Regions from separate parts of the Mus musculus genome. Here region 2 is linked to region 1. A link is a loop called in an ENCODE intact Hi-C map of the cell type or tissue named here. Cell type or tissue: heart. All regions are shown on one strand. Each heading gives the region's core, and the rest is flanking DNA. Links, peaks and the distances in the headings are about the cores only. Region 1 overlaps Zbtb20 (zinc finger and BTB domain containing 20). Region 2 holds the start of Gm9968 (predicted gene 9968).

The links. Hi-C counts contacts between places; a loop is a spot of excess contacts. Peaks named below come from ENCODE experiments on the same cell type or tissue, not always from the same donor. Only the 100,000 strongest peaks of a DNase experiment are listed, where the experiment ranks them.
Region 2: a loop joins it to region 1, with 4 times the contacts of the local background. A loop is called at or near these places in 2 of 42 quality-filtered maps.

The regions. Positions count from the first base shown.
Region 1 is chr16:43,465,135-43,468,048 of GRCm38, reverse strand. All of the region lies in intron 5 of Zbtb20 (zinc finger and BTB domain containing 20), which reads right to left. Among named protein-coding and RNA genes, the nearest start is that of Gm15713, 46 kb to the right of the region's middle. In heart, for the core only: a CTCF peak has its summit at 1,748; a DNase peak (open chromatin) is centred at 1,168.
Region 2 is chr16:43,361,809-43,364,722 of GRCm38, reverse strand. All of the region lies in intron 4 of Zbtb20 (zinc finger and BTB domain containing 20), which reads right to left. It overlaps Gm9968 (predicted gene 9968), which reads left to right and starts at 1,057. Exons shown (of 2, transcript NR_167988.1): 1 at 1,057-1,160. In heart, for the core only: no CTCF peak of the experiment used is centred there; DNase peaks (open chromatin) are centred at 802 and 1,692; H3K4me3 peaks cover 997 bases; H3K27ac peaks cover 1,768 bases.

The DNA of each region.
Region 1 (2,914 bases), core at 324-2,823:
TTAGTACAAGCAAGCACAAAAACTATGTATTTTAACTCCACTAAACATGATTAGTCTCAAACAACGGCACATGCTTAATATCTTGTAGGATGAATGCGGTTATGGCTGGTCTGTTGACCAGGCTTTGGCATAAAGGCCCAGGTTATAACTGATAGAGTTGGTAGACAGGCGGTTTCTGAATGAACTTATCAATGACCAAGGCAAGCAAAGATGAATCCAATTATGGCAGCCTAGTACTACATACTAAGACCGTGTTCAGAGACAGAGAAACAGCATGGGAGCCAAGGAACAGGAGAAGGAAAGAAAGGAAAGAAAAGGTTAATATGAAAATACTATAAGGCTAATATCTCTGGACTGTGTATGAATCCTTCCCTGGGCTATGCTTTCACATTAATGGTATACTCTTCCATTTACTCTTGTGGAAAAAAAAAAGTAATACTTGGCCCAATGATCGAAAGGAAAAGAGAAATTCAAGCAGCGGAAGATAATGTTTCTGGTTGTTGTAGACTGATGTGCAGTGTACTTTAGTTCTCAGAATTAGCCAAAAGATTAAAAAACAAATAGCCACTACAATCTCAGGGCTGGGGGTGGGGTGAAGAGGAAGGGTCTTGAAAATGGTATCTGAGCAATGAAAGACACAGAATACTTTAAAGATCACTGAATTTAATTTATTCAACCTAAATGCATAAAAGTACAGGTGGGGACATTATTTATGCAGGTATATGCAAATCACTTTATAAAATAGGCAAAGCCCTTCTGCTTTTTATAAGTTGCCAAGGTGGTTCCTGATATTTTAAAAGCTATGCACCTTTAATGTAATTTCCTTAGAGCTGGAATCCCTTAAAGAGTCCGTCATTGTGAGAGCAGGTTTGTTTTTACCCTCTCTCCTCTGGGACATTTCACAAGGCTCTCATAAGCATCACAGAGCGAGAGGTTTCCACAGAGATGTGACTGGAAAAATCCCTTGGAAATTGCTGAGGAACAAGTCACAGTGTTCAAATCAGAGAACATAGGCTTTGAAAACATGAACCCATCTGACCCCTTGAATGGAGTACAGTGAATTCCTGAGCTCTGAAACATGGGGCCCGGCTGTGCATGCCATATTGGTGCTATAAGACTGGCAGTAGGTTGGCTGTGGCATGGTCTATTTCAAACTCCTTCACAGTGCCCAGTGTTGCATGTTCCCAGATGACATTTGGTTGGCAGAAGCTGGGCCTCCAAAGCTGGCAGTCTGGAATGCAGCCCACTGTGTTTTGACAAACACATAATTGACCATCTGATCACCAGCCTACGTTCTGCACTCAGGTCACTGGGGGATCTGGGTTTGTAATAGGTCCCTACTCTTCATCGTGTGCATCTTCTCAAACCTTTCTAGAAAGCAGTATAGAGACAACTTAAACACACCCACGCAGATACTCCAGTTTGCAAAGAGAACATGGTACGTGAGACACAAGCTGCTGAAATTCTCCTTTAAAATTGTCCTGGCAGCCCAGAGTGAACGAGAGAAAAGCACACTTATGGTGAACTCTAATTCAGAGAGAAGGAATGAATATACTGAATTGTTTCAACACCCGGCTGTGCATAAGTTTCAATTCAGTTCAATGGCTTGGAAATTTTGCTTAGAAAAAGGCAGCAATGGAAAAATGACAGGAAATCGGGAATTGATTGACTTTAGAGAGCCATTATTTAAAAGTGCTTTTGTCTCTCATATTCTCTCTCCTAGCTATCCCATGCCCCCTGTGGGCAGAAGAACCCTGTACATCTCAAGGCTAGCAGGCAGCAGCTCAGTGTGATGCTAGACTGAGGCCTTCAGTGGAACTCCCATAAGGATGGGTTTGGCTTTAAGTTTGGCAACCACGGTAACATCAGCCTTTCTCCTAAAGGGCAAGGCAAAGATATGCTTGAGTTACACAAATGTTAATGCCTGAGTCAGCACTCTGAAATGACATCTCATCTCCACTCACTGCACAGTTCACTCACTGCACAGTTCAAGTCTTAAGCAATTGCCTTAGGTTTCTTTAAACTATCTTCAGGGGTGTACGATCAAGTCTAAACTCCTTTGCTTGGCATCAGAGGCCCCTTTGACTTGACTCCTGTCTATCACATGCTAGCACACTCGAGAACTCAGTAGCTAGACCTGGCGGTTACTTGGTGCCTTCTCACTTTTAAATGCTCTTGTTTTCTCTAACAACAAACCCCTTTCTCTCTCTCCTCCTGTGCCCACTTGGTAAACCCCTAGTCACTATTTTCACTTTCTGAGCCAGCTTGAACCTTCTCTATGGGTAAGCATTTGGAGATACCTGAATTCCAGTGCTGGTCACAAAACAGCCTTTGCACATGGTCATCGTCCCTAGAACACTGAGGGCTTCTTTCTTTTTTTTTTCTGCATTGCTGTGGGGCAAGCCCAGGCCTGCACTCCCGCTCCACTTCACTGAGCTACAAGTGTTCCAGCTTGAGCTGTTCTCTCAACCCCAGACTGTGCCATTCTTAATGAAAGGTGGCATTTCTCATTTATCTTGGAGTTCCCAGAACTAAGCACTGTTACAGGCTTTCTATAAACGTTTGTTGACTGAAAACTAAATAAAGAACTGTGCATAATTAATCAAAACCAAGCCAAGCAGTAGCCATAGCTCTTAGAAGCATGGTAAGAGACTACTAGCACTCTAATGAAAGTGGAAAATCCCAGCACTGAGGCATTTTCTGGGTTATCACAGGGGTTGGTGACTGGCTTGGGTGAGAGTTAGATGGGGCAGGGCAGGATGGAGGCTGTGATGTAGCATCTTTTTAATACAGAATGTCAGTAATGGAATACATTACCACCTTCTGATGATTAACTTTTAATATTGTAAAGGACTGGCAAGAGAACATATCTGGGTCTGAATTTCAGAGAAGCCTTGCTGACAAGAACTGGGCT
Region 2 (2,914 bases), core at 316-2,815, 100 kb after region 1:
CTCAATCGGTCTCTTCTTATATTGAGGACAACACTATATTTGGGTTCAATATTGTGGAGACAATCATCAGTTTCCTTTGTCAAGACGATGAATTTCCCTGGAGCCATATAAGGAGTCTCACTGCATTCTTCTACTCAGTACCATGAGTACAGAAGAATAAAGAATAGGCTGTGACACATAAGGTTTTCCTGAAGTCAGATGGGGAGAGGCTCCTAACGTTTCAGAGCAGCCTCAAGGAAATGATCTCTAAAGGAAGAGTCCTCGCAAACTTTTTGTGGCTCATCTACTACAGATTTTCTATCTGGCTCAGCTAGCTGTGCACATGGCACAACTGCTCAGAACAGAAATGCATCAAAAGTTAGCAGAGGGAGAGAAACTTCAAATGAATAATTATTCCCACTTTCACTTCCCCCTCCCACCACCCTGAGCTCTTCCTCCCTGCCCCAGTCACTCACCTACCTTCCTCCTCCCACCAGCATGTTTGCTAGGCATGTCAAAGCTGACAGCCCTCTGTGGCAGCAGCACAAACCCTAGTCCTGCAGGCTGCTTCGAAGCAGAGCCTCAAGGCTCTGCCCTTGTCCAGAGTGCGCTCAGCTGTACACACTAAAACTCCTTACCACTCTGATTGTTTGGCAGGCTTTTTTAAATGTTTTTTTTTCTTTTAAAATACCCTTTATTTCCTGCCTGCCTCAGAGACACCAAGAATAGAATCCTTGATACATCAGAGTCTGGAAGCTCCCCCCCACTCACCAGGACTGTGGTTCCTGATCCAGGGAGTGACGGCTGAGAGTCACACAGTCTCTTGAGAGTGTCCAGGCCTGGCTGCTAAGCTCCCTGCTCTGATTAGTCTGTCGAGTTCACAGTGTTCCAGAGTGCTGAAGCACAGAAATTAGGGAGGGGAGGTGGAAGGAAAATCACTGGAGCCTCTTACGATCTAACTTCCACTAACTGAGAGGAAATGTCTTATAAATAAACAACAGCAAGAGAAACACACACCAAAAAAAAAAAAAAAAAAACAAAAAAAAAAAAACTATCCCATCCTGCCAGAGGAATGTACATTATTGTCTCCCGACGGAAAACTTTGCACCACACCAGAATGCAGCCATGTCTCCTGAAACTACCTCTCTTAAAACAGAAAGAAAAGAGACTCAAGAAGGGAGGTAGGGAAGCTTTTCTCATGTCCTTGAATTCTGTTGGGAAGTTCACGTGAGTTCCCAGGATACAGGCTACTCTAAGCAGTTTCACAGAGTCTGTGTTCCAGGGTTTCGTGCGGAGGCTGCTTATTAACAAAATTTCATTTCTGCCCAGATCATTGCTCTACCATCCGGACATTTTCAGAAGGGAAGTTCAGGGAGGGTGTGGGGTGGGGGTGGGGGTGGGGAGAGGGTGCAACTGTGGAGGAGAGGAAGAAAAGAGGACAAAGGGAAACTCCTGATGACCCAGAATGCCCTAGCCATAGCCAAGAGCCATGAGAAGCAAGCCCCCACCCAACACCGTCCCCTGCTTGTTGAGGACTTGACGATGGGGTTGTGTGTAATCTACTTACTCTTTCTGCTCGGGAGGCTGAGGTTCCTACATTTCCAGCTCATGCTGGACTGTACCGTAAGCAACAAGTGAAATGAGTTCGGTGAGCTCATTCTAGTCCTTCGACTCCTGTCCACATCACTAAGCGACTGCACAGCTTGGCACAGGCCAGGATGAGTCAGCAGTCTCTGGTCATGAGAGGCCAGGCCTGGAATAGCATTGGGGTGTGTGTGTGTGTTGGGGGTTGGGGGGGGGGGGAGGCAGGTCAGGAGCAAAATGAAGCAGAAAGCCAGCCTAGATGGCAGGACTCAACTGTGTAATATGCAGGATACTGCAGGTCACAATGAAAGAGCCTCATTAGCCCTGGGGTAAAGAATATAAAACTGCAGAAAGAACGGCCGTAAGAACAAAACAGACTCTGAAGGCTAAAGCATGCTGGTTATTATTACTACATGAGCACCTATTTATTCATGTGCTGTAAGTTCAAGTAAAAACAGGTAGTTCCATACTATATTGTTTTAGCATTCTGATATGTTTTCCAATTGCTAAGTAGCAAAACAAAAAAGCAAATATAGCCGTTATATAGAGAAGTAATATACTCTATAAAGTAGTTGTAAGAGTAACTGATACATCAAGGATGGATATTTGGGATGACTGCATCCTTTGTGTAGACACAAAATCATTAAGTCTACATCAAGTCTGACAGTAGAAAAGAGCTGAGAGGAAAGAGACACAGCAAGTTCAATGGTGCACACAGGGAGCACTGCATCGCGTCTAGTTCTACCCAATACGTATAGTATCCAGGACTCTGTTAGACAGTGACCGCCAGGATTCCGAAGCATCACTCCTGTGCTGTACACTATAATACAGCCAGAGGTAAGCCAAAAGAAAGGAGGGGTAAAATCTAAGTTAAAAAAAGAAATCAGTGATGGAGAGGCAAGCTGTGCTATAAATCAACTGATGAAAACTACCTAAAACAGACAGAAAGATACCAATGTAGGTAAGGCTCCTGAGCGGGAGACTGGGAACCCTCGACACGGAAGGGGAAAGTCCGGCTGTGGTTTGGAGCTGTGTAGCATGGGAAGCAGAATGAGCCTCCAGAGAAGAAAAACACTAGTGAACAACTTGAAGTTTGAAGGGGAGCCGCCAAGATCTAGAACACATTCTTAGCTTTTAGCTCTCAGAGGCACAAGGTTGTGTCTGTTAAGAAAACATGTATGACAGGCTATGTAGCTTCTGTCCCACAGCATGTCAGTAGAGTATCCTATCACATGTTCAATGAATTTCCTAGTCTGTTTCCTTCTCTTTGAAAGGGGGGTGACCGTATCATCCTAATTGGCGTTATAAAGGCTGAGTTGATGTTTATCTATTTTTGTCATGGTATGTCTGT